Regions from separate parts of the Homo sapiens genome. Here region 1 is linked to region 2. Evidence: chromatin contacts called from ENCODE POLR2A ChIA-PET data. All regions are on one chromosome and are shown on one strand. Each heading gives the region's core, a stretch centred on a gene start or an enhancer-like site at or near the end of the contact. The rest is flanking DNA. Distances are from core to core; before and after follow the strand shown.

The links. ChIA-PET counts read pairs that join two places held with the same protein, here RNA polymerase II (POLR2A).
Region 1: POLR2A ChIA-PET joins it to region 2 with 13 read pairs in activated CD8-positive, alpha-beta memory T cell. The contact joins two enhancer-like sites. POLR2A ChIA-PET finds 5 or more read pairs at or near these places in 3 of 52 experiments (AG04449, H1 and activated CD8-positive, alpha-beta memory T cell).

The regions. Positions count from the first base shown.
Region 1 is chr1:28,711,430-28,718,525 of GRCh38, forward strand. GMEB1 (glucocorticoid modulatory element binding protein 1) reads left to right here. Exons shown (of 10, transcript NM_001319674.2): 10 at 2,644-7,096. The coding sequence ends at 3,344. Among named protein-coding and RNA genes, the nearest start is that of YTHDF2, 22 kb to the right of the region's middle. Within about 2 kb of position 3,907, at least 2 of the 41 ENCODE cell types and tissues checked have a DNase peak (open chromatin) inside an H3K27ac peak, as active enhancers do.
Region 2 is chr1:28,352,114-28,359,515 of GRCh38, forward strand. No RefSeq gene overlaps it. Among named protein-coding and RNA genes, the nearest start is that of PHACTR4, 14 kb to the right of the region's middle. Within about 2 kb of position 2,163, at least 3 of the 41 ENCODE cell types and tissues checked have a DNase peak (open chromatin) inside an H3K27ac peak, as active enhancers do.

The DNA.
Region 1 (7,096 bases), core at 2,657-5,156, 360 kb after region 2:
TCACCATGACATATTTTTCTTTTTGTTTGTTTATTTGTTTTTGAGACAGGGTCTCACTCTGTCACTGAGGCTGGAGTGCAGTGGCACAATCACGGCTCACTGCAACTTTGACCTTCCCCGAGCTCAGGGTGACCCTCCCACCTCAGCCTCCTGAATAGCTGGGACTACAGGCATGTACCACCGTGCCCAGCTGTTTTGTATTTTTGGTAGAGATGGGGTTTTACCACATTGCCCAGGCTGGTCTCAAACTCCTGGACTCAAGTTATCCACCCACCTCAGCCTCCCAAAGTGCTGGGATTATTAGTGTGAGCCATTGTGCTCAGCCCTATTAGTATTTTTCAAGTTGCTACTCAGTACTCAGTATAGCACAGAACACTTCTGTAATCAGATGTGTAGGGGTTTTTCTGCATATACCGAGCAATCAACTCTCCAGTGGACACTGACTGGGTATTATATAATTCAGTTCAATTCTGATACTATCCCCCTGGAGATAGCATCAGATCACACAGGTGAGGCTCAGTCCCAAAAGACTGCCTCCCATTCAGCCCCAGGTTGTGACCTGTGCTTTTTTTTTCTTTTTTTTGATTAATTGTTGAAGGCAAACTGCAAATGACCTGTGCTTCTGACCAACTGGCTATAAATTGGGGTTCCCACAATCACCTTCTTGCGTTTGATTAATTTGCTAAGGTGGCTCACAGAACTCAGAGAAGCAGTTACTCAATGTTTATTGGGTTTATTATAAAGGTTATTACAGAGGATACAGATGAATAACCAGATGGAAGAGATGCATGGGACAAGGTGGGAAGGAGAGTGGGACTTCCATGCACTCTGTAGTCACGCCACTCTCAGGAACCTCCAACAATCTGAAGCTCTCTGAACCCTGTACTTTTGAGGTTTTATGGAGGCTTCATTACATAGGTATGGTTGATTACTTCATTGGCCATTGGTAATCAACCTACAGCCTCTCTCCACTCCTTGGAGGTTCGGGGGGAGGGCTGAAAGTCCTAGTCTTTAATCATGCCTGGATCTTTCTGGTGACCAGCCCCCATCTTGAATCTATCTAAGGATTCCAAGATACCAGTCATCTCATTAAGATATAAAGACATTTATGCCGGGCGCAGTGGCTCATGCCTGTAATCCCAGCACTTTGGGAGGCCGAGGTGGGCGGATCATGAGGTCAAGAGATTGAAATCATCCTGGCCAATATGGTGAAACCTCATCTCTACTAAAAATACAAATATTAGCTGGGTGTGGTGTTGCATGCCTGTAGTCCCATCTACTCGGGAGGCTGAGGCAGGAGAATCACTTGAACCAGGAGAATTGCTTGAACCTGGGAGGCGGAGGTTGCAGTGAGCCAAGATCGCGCCATCACACTCCAGCCTGGCGATAGAGCGAGACTCTGTCTCAAAAAAAAAGAGATATAAAGACATTTACCACGCTGGGCCGGGCATGGTGGCTCACGCCTGTAATCCCAGCAATTTGGGAGGCCTAGGCGGGCAGATCACGAGGTCAGGAGATCGAGACCATCCTGGCTAACATGGTGAAACCCTGTCTCTACTAAAATACAAAAAAAAAAACATTAGCCAGGCGCGGTGGCGGGCGCCTGTAGTCCCAGCTACTCAGGAGGCTGAGGCAGGAGAATGGTGTGAACCCAGGAGGCAGAGCTTGCAGTGAGCCGAGATCGCACCACTGCACTCCAGCCTGGGCGACAGAGCGAGACTCCATCTCAAAAAAAAAAAAAAAAAAGACATTTACCGCTCTGGAGATCCATGTGTTTTAGGAGCTGTGTGCCAGGATCCAGGGGCAGAGACTAAATATGTATTTCTTATTATATCACAATATCACACATAGGGAGCAAAGTGCTCTACAAGTGTAATTGATTCTTTCTTGGGTGCTTATCAGGTACTAAGTAATAGGTTCCATTGTAGAAGCCAACTTACCAGTGGTCACCTAGGGTTGGACTGGTCACTTGGGAGAGGGATAGTGATAGGCGTACTATAATGCAAAAGCAACCAAGTTGACCATTGTCCTGGCCCAATCTTCATAACCTTAAATTAGTCATTTTCCCTCTCTGGATCCCTGTCAAAATGAATTTGTTTGAGCTCTTAAGACCTCTTTTAGTTCTGTAATTTTTAGGGACTTCTTCTATAACTTTCTGTAGACCTTCCTAGGCAACAATTGTAAACTGTGGCTGTTTGAGTCACCAGCAAAGGAGTTTTCCAGCCAATGCAGCAAGGCATTCTTGCCTTGAAGGATAGTTTGAAAATCACTGTTTTTTGGAGTGGCCATTGTAGCTCCTTTGTAGGTGCATGAGAGTTCCAAGGGACTGTGCCAGCTGGGTGCACTGGCTTATGCCTGTAATCCCAACACTTTGGGAAGGTGAGGTGGGTGGATCGCTTGAGGCCAGAAGTTCGAGGCTATAGTGCGCAATGATAGCACCTGTGAATAGCCACTACCCTCCAGCCTAGGCAACATAACAAGACTCTGCCCCCCAAATAAGCACAAGAAAGAAAACAATGTCACAACTTGCCTGAAGCTACTTAGTAACAAAACCAGACAGAGACACCAGGTCTCCTGACTCTCAGTTTAATGCTCCCAAGATTTTACTTCCCTCTACACAAAGTCTTTTCTTTTTTTCCATAGACTTGGAACGCCAGTTGGAGGAGCAGAAGAAGCAAGGCCAGGATCACAGGCTGAAATCTCAGACAGTTCAAAATGTGGTACTGATGCCTGTGAGCACTCCTAAGCCTCCAAAAAGGCCCCGGCTCCAGCGGCCAGCCTCCACCACTGTCTTGAGCCCTTCTCCTCCTGTCCAGCAGCCTCAGTTCACAGTCATCTCACCCATCACCATCACCCCAGTGGGTCAGTCATTTTCCATGGGCAATATTCCAGTGGCCACCCTCAGCCAGGGCTCCAGTCCTGTGACTGTCCACACACTGCCTTCTGGCCCTCAGCTCTTCCGCTATGCCACAGTGGTCTCCTCTGCCAAGAGCAGCTCACCAGACACAGTGACCATCCACCCTTCATCTAGCTTGGCGCTGCTGAGCTCTACTGCCATGCAGGATGGGAGTACACTGGGCAACATGACCACCATGGTTAGCCCTGTGGAATTGGTGGCCATGGAGTCCGGCCTAACCTCGGCAATTCAGGCTGTTGAAAGCACCTCAGAGGATGGGCAGACCATCATTGAGATTGATCCAGCCCCGGACCCAGAAGCTGAAGATACTGAGGGCAAAGCAGTCATCTTGGAGACAGAGCTGAGGACTGAGGAGAAAGTTGTGGCTGAGATGGAAGAACACCAGCATCAAGTTCACAATGTGGAGATTGTGGTCTTAGAGGATTAACTGGGGATCTCAGGGCCAGGAGTTATGTTTTGATTTGGAATTTTAATTATTTGTTTATTTTTATCATTGTCCCACTCATTTCCACATAGGACCCTTTTTTAAAAAAAAAAAAACAAAATCTTATTGTTGTAACTGAAAATGTTGGGTTCTTCCCACTCCCTCATTGAAAAATGGACAAAACAAGCTGCCCTTCCAGAAGTTGAGAGTAGGTCATTCAATGTCCTAATCATCTTACACCAAGAAAGTAATTTCTTTTAGGGGAAGTGTCAAGATAACAAGTAACCCTGTCCAGAAAGCCATTTCCAGGCTCGTCTGTGTGTGTAGGCATGTGGTTTTATTCTTGTAAAGATGCATTGACCAAACTCTGGAACACAGATCTGACACTGGAAGGCAACCCACTCGCATGTGGATGCTGAAGGGCACTTTATTTTGTATCCTGAAAAGGGCCTACAGAGGCCAGTACAAAACTCTCAAACAAAAGGAAGTTGACTCTGCTTTGAGGGGAAGGTGGCATGCCAGCACTAGCTTAAAAAGGGAAGTGCTAGCCGGGCGTGGTGGCTCACGCCTGCAATCCCAGCACTTTGGGAGGCCGAGGCGGGTGGATCACGAGGTCAGGAGTTTGAGACCAGCCTGGCCAACATGGTGAAACCCCGTATCTACTAAAAATACGAAAAAAAAATTAGCCGGGTGTGGTGGCGGGAGCCTGTAATCCCAGCTATTCAGGAGGCCAAGGCAGGAGAATCGCTTGAACCTGGGAAGGCAGAGGTTGCAGTGAGCCAAGATCGCACCACTGCACTCCAGCCTGGGCAACAAGAGCGAGACTCCATCTCAAAAAAAAAAAAAAAAAAAAGTGCTTTGGCAAGTATGGGGCAGGGAAATCATCTTACTTCCAGAGGTGCAACTGACGCCTCTGGAGATCTCCAAAAGTTAGTACCGTGAGTGCCATTTTGAGAAGAAGGTGGTAATAAGTGGAAGGTACATCTCCACAGAGCAAGTGGCAGCAGTGGCCTGTGGTTTTGCAGAAATGGAAAGCCAAGGCCGGGTGCGGTGGCTCATGCCTGTAATCCCAGCACTTTGGGAGGCCGAGGTGGGTGAATCACCTGAGGTCAGGAGTTTGAGGCCAGCCTGGCCAACATGGTGAAACCCCGTCTCTACTGAAAATACAAAAAAAAAAAATTAGCTGGGCATGGTGGCACGCGCCTGTAATCCCAGCTACTTGGGAGGCTGAGGCAGGAGAATTGCTTGAACCTGGGAGGCGGAGGTTGCAGTGAGCTGAGATCATGCCATTGCACTCTAGCCTGGGCGAGGAGTGAAACTCCGTCTCAAAAAAAAAGAAAGAAATGGAAAGCCAAGGATGCTGCAGCTGTGCTTTGGGGTTCAAGGTAATAGCTTACCTTGTTCCACACTTTGTCAAAGCACTCACCCTCCTAAGCTAGGACCAGTCCATTCATTTGAAACTGTGCAATGTGATGTAAATGGCTCTGGTTCTTAGACTGTGGCTGTCACAGGGATGGGGCTCCAAGGCCATCATTTTCATTGCATGGCTCCAAGAGCAGGGAGTTCCTCAATGAAACCAGCTGCCTTTTTTGGTGGGGCCATTTTTTTGGCTTTGGAACCCAAAGCAGCCACTCATTTGGTGCTTCCTCTTGTTCTGCCCTCCATCCCTCAACTCTTAATGGCATCTGTCTCCTAGAACCCACGCTCTTCAGCTTTTTGGCTGATTTGGAGAACAGTGACAGGTGCCTGCCTGCCTTCGTCCCCTTTTAGATTCATTTATACCACAGATGTTTCTGTGAGATACTGAGATCATAAAAAGCTTTAGGCTTGGCAGAGAGGACTCAACACCCCCAGGCTTTCCTGAGGCACCAACTAGATGTCTCTTGAGTGAGCTGGACTCCCTGGGAAAGAAGCATTGTCTGCAACATTATATTATAGGAAATGTACCAGGAATGTCAATAATAATGCTTTGGGGGGGGGGGTTATTTTGTTTTGTTTTGTTTTTAATGTTGTTTGTATATTTAGAGCTGGGCCATTTTCCGTGCTGCGATTTCTTCTCTTTGACCCTCTTCAGTGTTTGGGGCAAGAGTGGACCCTGGTTTTTATTTCTTTGATTGCATTGTTTACTGCACTAGGAAAAATATAGAGATACAGGGAAACTACAGACAAATTTAAGGAAAAATAGGTCAAAAAAGAAAGCACACACCTTAAGAGTGGGAGGAATATTTTTATTAAAAACAAAACTTGGACCTGTAGTTTTTTTTTTTCTTTTTTATTTTTAAGAAGGCACCTTTCAGAAGCCATGTTTCTTCCAACAGATGTTGGAAACCCCATCGAGCAAGTAAAAGTTGCATTCTCCATCCCTCAGATGGCTGTATGTAGTCAAAGAAACCCTGTAACATGGTAAGGTTGCTGTTTTTTTTTTTTTTTTCTTTTTGAGATGGAGTCTTGCTCTGTAGCCCAGGCTGGAGTGCAATGGTGTGATCTCAGCTCACTGCAACCTCCGCCTCCTTGGTTCAAGTGATTCTCCTGCCTCAGCCTCCTGAGTAGCTGGGATTACAGGCTCCCACCACCACGCCCGGGTAATTTTTGTATTTTTAGTAGAGACGGGGTTTTGCCATGTTGGCCAGGCTGGTCTTGAACTCCTGACCTCAAGCGATCCGCCCGCCTTGGCCTCCCAAAGTGTTGGGATTACAGGCATGAGCCACCGCACCCAGCCTGAAGGTGACTCTTAAGAATGAGATTTATGAACTCCATACAGTTGTAGATTTCAGTTTTTAAATAGTCTGGGGTTTTATTTTTCTTTTCAAAATATCTAATAGACTTAGCAATCAATTTAGAACAAATATTTGGCCCTTAATATATCTTTAGTGAGGGAAGTAGCTTTTATTTCCTGCTTGTTTAGGTTTTCTGTTGGTACATAAAAACAAAATTGCTGTCTCAGACTGAATCTACTTGAATCTAGGAAGGCACATCTCATCCCTATTGTGGTTTTTAGGGACACTTTTCTCTTTCCCAGAGATGAGAGGACCAATTCAGGACAGAAGAGCCCTCGTGAATACCAACGTGCTAGCTCAGGTTCCCTTCTTTCCTCCATCAGAGCTATTGGTAGGGTTTTAAGGTCGTGTGTGCATCATGCTTCCAATGTCAAGAGATTTCCTCAAACAGCCTGTTTACTAGATGAATTTTCCAGCTGGTGAAATACATGAGCTTTGTTGTTTTCCTGGTCTTCCAATAGCCTGTCATTATTGTTAGATATTATGGCACCTGTTGTTGAATGTAGGTTCCCTTACAGCCCTGGTCTAGATGATCCTAGATGGGGTGAGACATATGCAAGCCATTGGTATGTGCATAAGCAGTTGCAATGAACCTTAGGCTGACTTGGTAGTAGGCATTTGTCTTTCTGTTCATGCATTGAATAAACATTTTTAAGAACCATCTATGTGCCAGGCTTTGTGCTAGGCACTGACAGTAGAGAGATGAAGACATAGTCCTTGCACTTAAGGAATTCATACTCCAGATGTCTGGAGTTAAGAAATACATATTTCAGCCAGGCATGGTGGCTCACACCTAGAATCCCAGCACTTTCAGAAGCTGAGGCAGAATTGCTTGAGGCCAAGAGTTTAAGACTAGCCTGGTCAACATAGCCAGACCCCATCTCTATAAAAAAATGTAAAAATTAGTCAAGTCTTGTGGCTCGCACTTGTAGACACAATTACTCAGGATGCTGAGGCAAGAGGATTTTGCTTGGGCCT
Region 2 (7,402 bases), core at 913-3,412:
CTACAGGCGCCGGCCACGACGCCCGGCTAATTTTTTGTATTTTTAGTAGAGACGGGGTTTCACCGTGTTAGCCAGGATGGTCTCAATCTCCTGACCTTGTGATCCGCCCGCCTTGGCCTCCCAAAGTGCTGGGATTACAGGCGTGAGCCACCGTGCCCGGCTGATGTTAATGTTTTAACAAGGTACAGAATCCTAGGTTGGAAATCATCACCTTTCGGAATTTTGAAGGCATTCCTCCCTTCTTTTACTTCAAGTGTTGCCATTGAGAGGTCTAAAGCCATTCTGATCTCTGATCTGCTATGTGGGACTTGTATCTTTTCTGTTTGGAAACTGATAGAATCTTGTCTTTGTCTGCAGGTCCTGACATGTCAGTGGTGAGTCATGATATAGGTTTATTCTCATTCATTGTGCTAGGCACACAGTGGGCCCTTTCAATCTGGAAATTTGTGGAAAATATTTTAAATTATTTTATGATATCTCCTCAACTTTTTTTTTTAGACAGTCTCTGTTGCCAGGCTGGAGTGCAGTAGTGCGATTTTGGCTCACTGAAACCTCTGCCTCCTGGGTTCAAGCGATTCTCCTGCCTCAGCCTCCCGAGTAGCTGGGATTACAGGTGACCACCACCATGCCCGGCTAATTTTTGTATTTTTTAGTGGAGACGGGGTTTCACCATGTTGACAAGGCTAGTCTTGAACTCCTGACCTCAAGTGATTAGCCTCCCTCAGCCTCCCAAAGTGCTGGGATTACAGGCGTGAGCCACTGCGCCCGGCCATAAATAAATATTTAATTAAAATAAATTAAGAAAAAGCTTTCTCTCTGCATTGTCTCAATTTCCTACAAGTTTCTTTCTTCCTTTTTTAAATTTTGCTAAGTGTTTTATAATCACAACAAACTAGTACAGAGAATGCCCTGTACAAAACACAATAAAGGTTCAAAGACCGAGGTGTTCCCTTAGCAAGGCTGAAAATTTCAGTCTCTGGTATTTGGAATTTAGGGTGCAGTCCTTGTTTTTGGATGGATACTGGGTGTGTGGCACAGTCCATGCTTTTAAACAGATTTGAACAGAAGAATGGCCATTTGGCCCAGGTAAAAGCAGATGAAGTGGCTGGGCGTGGTAGCTCACGCCTGTCATCCCAGCACTTTGGGAGGCCGAGGCGGGCGGATCACCAGAGGTCAGGAGTTCAAGACCAGCCTGGCCAACATGGTGAAACTCTGTCTCTACTTAAAATACAAAATCAGCCGGGCATGATGGCGCATGCCTGTAATCCCAGCTACTCAGGAGGCTGAGGCAGGAGAATTGCTTGAACCCGGGAGGTGGAGGTTGCAGTGAGCCAAGATTGCGCCATTGCACTCCAGCTCTGGGCTATGGAGCAAGACTCCATCTCAGAAAAAAAAAGAAAAAAGTAGATGAAATCTCCAAAGCTCATTTCCTTACCTGTAAAATGAGAAATAATAATATAATTAAACTATGATATCAGCCTTTTGGAATGAACATGAGAGTTAAAGGAGATAATAATGTAAACTGCTTAACACAGAGCTCAGAGTAAGCACTTTTAATTTTTAGCTATGATCATGATCTTTTTTTTTTTAGATGGGAGACTCTCTGTTGCCCAGGCTGGGGTATAGTGGTGCAATCTCAGCTCACTGCAACCTCCGCCTCCTAGGCTCAAGCAATTCTCCTGCCTCAGCCTCCTGAGCAGCTAGGACTACAGGCACATGCCACCACGCCCAGCTTTTTTATTTTTTTTTCCGTATTTTTAGTGGAGACAGGCTTTCACCATGTTGGCCAGGCTGGTCTCAAAACTCCTGACCCCAGGTGATCTGCCTGCCTCAGCCTCCCAAAGTGCTGGAATTACAGGCTTGAGCCATCATGCCCGGCCGATCATGACCATTTAAATTTTCATTAAGGTACTTCATGCAGTGCTTGGCACATGGTTGATGCTCAAACCTATAGCTATTGCAATAAGTTACCTACAGTTTCCAACTGCTAGGGTTATGGCTTTGTTATTTATTTTTTAAAAATTGTTAGTGATTAACACGATCTTTAGCCTAGTACCTAGGAACTTGTCTCATCATCTTGGTAACTGACAAGGCCTGGCACCATGCCTGGCATCATGCCTGGCACGTAGTAGGCACTCAGTACATAGCTGTTGAATCATATTAAATTGAAATGAATATCCATTCAGACATTAGCACAAGAGCTGTGTCACTAAATAGCTGTCATTGCAAAATTTACAGACAACAATGACACAGACATGCTTGCATAGTTTGTAAGCCACGATTTCAACTTCCTGCATTGCAGACATCTCAATTAATAATCCCATTCCACTCACATGATCCTTAGAAAGAAAGGGCAAACTAATAGAAATATCTGGTTTAGCAACTAAAAGAATGAGCTCTAGTCTAGGTAGATAGAGGCTTACATCCTGGCTTCAATATCACCTAGTGGGTCAGTTACTTAATCTCTGAGTTTCAGTTTTCTTATCTGTGAGAAGGGAATAATAATAGAATCTATTTAATGAAGTTATTGTGAGAATAGTGCCTTCCAACTGCTGTTCTCTTTGCCTGAAACACTCGTTTCATGAAGGGTGAAACCCCATGTTTGGATTTTGTGTGTGTGTGTGTGTGTGTGTGTGTGTGAGAGAGAGAGAGAGAGACAGAGAGACAGGGTCTCGCTCTGTCGCCCAGGCTGGAGTGAAGTGACTTGATCTTGGCTCAATGCAACCATCGCCTCCCAGGCTCAAGCTATTCTCCTGCCTCAGCCTCCCAAGTAGCTAGGATTATAGGCATGTGTCACCATGCCCAGCTAATTTTTGTATTTTTATTTATTTTTTGAAATTATCTTTTTTTCTTTTTTTCTTTTTTTTTTTTGAGACAGGGTCTCACTCTGTCACCCAGACTGGAGTGCAGTGGTGTGATCTCAGCTCATGGCAACCTCCGCCTCCCAGGCTCAAGGGGATTTTCCTGCCTCAGCCTCCCAAGTAGCTGGGATTACAGTCACGTGCCACTACTGCCCAGCTAATTTTTGTATTTTTAGTAGAGTCAGGGTTTCACCATGTTGGCCAGTCTGGTCTCGAACTCCTGACCTCAAGTGATCCACCGGCCTCGGCCTCCCAAAGTACTGGGATTACAGGCTTGAGCTACCCTGCCTGGCCTCCATGTTTCACCTTGTTAATTCCCCCGATTTTTCAGCTTGACTGTCACTTCTTCCAGAATGCCTTCCCTGCCGCCCATGGTAGGTTGGGTTCACTGTTATACTCTCCCTGTAGCACCTGTCAATTACTCTTTATAATTACTTTCTTTTTTTTTTTTTTTTTTTTTTGTGTGTGGAAATAGTCTTGCTCTGTTGCTCAGGCTGGAGTGCAATGGCGAGATCCCAGCTCACTGCAACCTCTGCCTCCTGGGTTCAAGCAATTCTCCGGCCTCAGCCTCCCAAGTAGCTGGTATTACAGGCACCTGCCACCACACCCGGCTAAGTTTTTTTGTATTTTTATTAGAAACGGGTTTTCACCGTGTTGGCCAGGCTGGTCTCGATCTCCTGACCTCAGGTGATCCACCTGCCTCTGCTTCCCAAAGTGCTGGGATTACAGACATGAGCCACTGTGCCCGGCCTATAATTACTTCTTAAACTATTCCCTTCCTTTCTGAACTGTGAATTCCCAAAGGAGAGGGATAGTGTCTGTTTCATTTATTCCTGTCTCCAATGTCTAATAGTCTCTTGGTTCATAATATTTTGGGTGGACTGTTCTCGTTAACTCTGTGAAAAAAACAAGATAATAATGCACATAAATACAGAGCCCAACATTTAGCAAACTCTTAATAAATGAGATTTGTTAGTAGTATTAACAACAGAGTATTGTACTGAGTTTACTTGCCTTGAGAAAACTAATGGGAAGAGCAACAAATTAAGATAGGTATTGTGAATCTAGCTCCGTATCTCACTTGTGATATGCCCTTGACGAAATGTCTGTTCTTCTCATTTTTCCACTATTTAAATGAACATAAGATATTCATCCTGGTGTCCCACTTAACTTGGTTGCCGTAAAGTCTGCCTTTTGCCAGACCACACCTGAAATGCTGTCCTGCGTGCCCCCAGTTTCTAGATTCCATACTATCCTTGTGCTTCTCTGCCTTCTCAGCTATTATTGACCCCTGACCTTTCTCCCTTCTATTTCTGTCTAGCTCCTCAGTTTGTTACACCAATTGGCTACCTCCCAGCTTTTAGCTTTGAAATACATTTGTCCTCATGATAAAGACCAAAATCCTTAAGATGCTAATGGAAGCCTCATCTTCTTCCTGCTGTCTTGCTCACTGTGCTCCGGCCACCTGGCTACCCTGAGGTTTCCCAGAGGCACGAATCTCCCTGACCAAGGCCTTTGGACCCAACAGTCCTTACGCTTGGAGCAGCATCCCCACCTCTTTATCGGATTCACCCCCAGTCAACTCCTGTTTCAGCTTTAGCAGCACTTCTTCAGGGAGCATTACTTAGCTTCCTTGGAAGAAATTAGGTTTCTCTGTTATATGCCACCTTCCGTATAGATCAGTGTAATACACTGTCAGGACTTCACATTTTATTGTATTTTATTTAATTCTTTTCTTGTCTTTTCTTTTCTTTTGAGACAGAGTCTTGCTCTGTCGCCCATGGTGGAGTGCAGTGGTGCAATCTCGGCTCACTGCAACCTCCGCCTCCCGGGTTCAAGCGATTCTCCTCCCTCAACCTCCTGAGTAGCTGGGATTACAGGCACGCGCTACCGCATCCGGCTAATTTTTGTATTTTTAATAGAGACAGGGTTTCACCATGTAGGCCAGGCTGGTCTCGAACTCCTGACTTCAGGTGATCCACCTGCCTTGGCCTCCCAAAGTGCTGGGATTACAGGCATGAGCCACCACGCCCGGCCTTATTTATTTCTTAATTTACAAAAATTGTTTCCAGGCTGGGCATAGTGGCTCACACCTTTAATCCCAGCACTTTGGGAGGCCTAGGCAGGCGGATCACCAGAGGCCAGGAGTTCGAGACCAGCCTGCCCAACATGGTAAAACCCTCTCTCTACAAAACAAAAAACCAAAAACCAAAATTAGCCGGGTGTGGTGGGTGTGCCTGTAGTCCCAGCTGCTCAGGAGGCTGAGGCAGGAGAATTGCTTGAACCTGGGAGGCGGAGGTTGCAGTGAGCCGAGATCCACCACTGCATTCCAGCCTGAGCGACAGGGCCAGACTCCGTCTCAAAAATAAATAAACAAATAAATAATTTGGCCGGGGGCACGGTGGCTCACGCCTGTAATCCCAACACTCTGGGAGGCCGAGGCGGGTGGATCACGAGGTCAGGAGATCAAGACCATCCTGGCTAACACGGTGAAACCCCGTCTCTACTAAAAATACAAAAGCCAGGCGCAGTGGCTCACGCCTGTAATCCCAGCACTTTGGGAGGCCGAGGCGGGCGCACCACGAGGTCAGGAGATGGAGACCATCCTGGCTAACACGGTGAAACCCCGTCTCTACTAAAAATACAAAAAAAAATTAGCTGGGCGTGGTGGCGGGCGCCTGTAGTCCCAGCTACTCGGGAAGCTGAGGCAGGAGAATGGCGTGAACCCGGGAGGCGGAGCTTGCAGTGAGCCAAGATCTTGCCACTGCACTCCAGCCGGGGCCACAGAGCGAGACTCCGTCTCCAAAAAAAATAAAAAATAAAAATAAATAAAAATAAAAATACAAAAAATTAGCCGGGCATGGTGGCGGGCGCCTGTAGTCCCAGCTACTCGGGAGGCTGAGGCAGGAGAATGGCGTGAACCTGGGAGGCGGAGCTTGCAGTAAGCAGAGATGGTGCCACTGCATTCCAGCCTGGGGGACAGAGCGAGACTCCCTCTCACAGATTAAAATAAATAAAAAATAAAATAAAATAAAATAATAAAATAAAATAAATAAAATAAAATATAAAATAAAATTAAAACATAATAAAAATTAAAAAAAATCTTTTTTGAGACAGGGTCTCACTCTGGTTGCCCAGGCTGGAATGCAGTGGTGCGATCTCGGCTCACTGCAGCTTCGACCTCTCAGGCTTCAGATGATTCTCCCACCTCAGCCTCCCAAGTAGCTGGTACTACAGATGCGTGCCACCACACCCGGCTAATTTTTTGTATTTTTAGTAGAGACCGAGGTTTCGCCATGTTGACCCAGGCTGGTCTCAAACTCCTGGACTCAAGCAATCCCCTCGTCTCAGCCTCCCAAAGTGCTGAGATTATAGGCGTGAGCCACTGCGCCCGGCCCAGAGACGGAGTTTAGCTCTTTTTGCCCAGCCTGAAGTGCAGTGGTGCGATCTCAGGTCACCGCAACCTCCGCCTCCCGGGTTCAAGCGATTCTCCTGCCTCAGCCTCCGGAGTAGCTGGGATTACAGGCATGCTCCACCACGCCCAGCTAATTTTGTATTTTTAGTAGAGACGGGATTTCTGCGTGTTGGTCAGGCTGGTCTCGAACGCCTGACCTCAGGTGATCCGCCCGCCTCGGCCTCCCAAAGTGCTGGGATTACAGGCGTGAGCCACTGCACCCGGCAGATCTTCACATTTTAAAAGAGAAATTAAGAATTCAGACTTGAATGTAAAATTCCTGGGGTTAAAATGTAAATCACTGTGGGCCAAATATCTGTAGGTTAGTGACTGCCTATGGCCTGCCTATTTGCAACCTGTGCTGCTCAACCTTTAGCTATACTTGGTAAGTATTTCTGTGTTAATCATCACTCCATCATCATTCCACTTATTAACTGTCCACTCCATGCCAGGCACTGTCTTGGTGCTTTACGCAGATGATTTCATGTAATCTCCAAAACCATCTGTGAGGTCAAGTAAGGTTCAGAGAGGTTAAGACGCTTGCCCACGGTCAGGAAGTGGTGGAACCAGATGCTATAGGTCTTTCCAATAGACTTTTGTGTGTCCAGGTACAATTTGTCAGTTTAGAATGGGAGGGCCTTGAATCTTAAATTCAGCTGGAAAAAAAAAAAAGGATGAGAGAGGCTCTGAAGCTCTGCCTGACAATGACAACAACCATTAATATTTGTTGCGTGCTCACTGTGTGCCAGGCCTTGTGCTAAGCGCTTTATGTGATCTAATTTAATCCTCACAACACCTATGTAAAGGAGCTGCTGTTATCATCCCCATTTTATAGATGAGGAAACTGAAGTGTAGAATAGGTATCTGATTGCTGTGCACGGTGGCTCACGCCTGTAATCCCAGCACTTTGGAAGGCTGAGGCAGGCAGATCACCTGAGACCAGGAATTAGAGACCAGCCTGGCCAACATGGTGAAACTCTGTCTCTACTAAAAATACAAAAAATTAGCCGGGCATGGTGGCAGGCGCCTGTGAGGCAGGAGGATTGCTTGAACCCAGGAGGCGGAGGCTTCAGTGAGCCGAGATCAC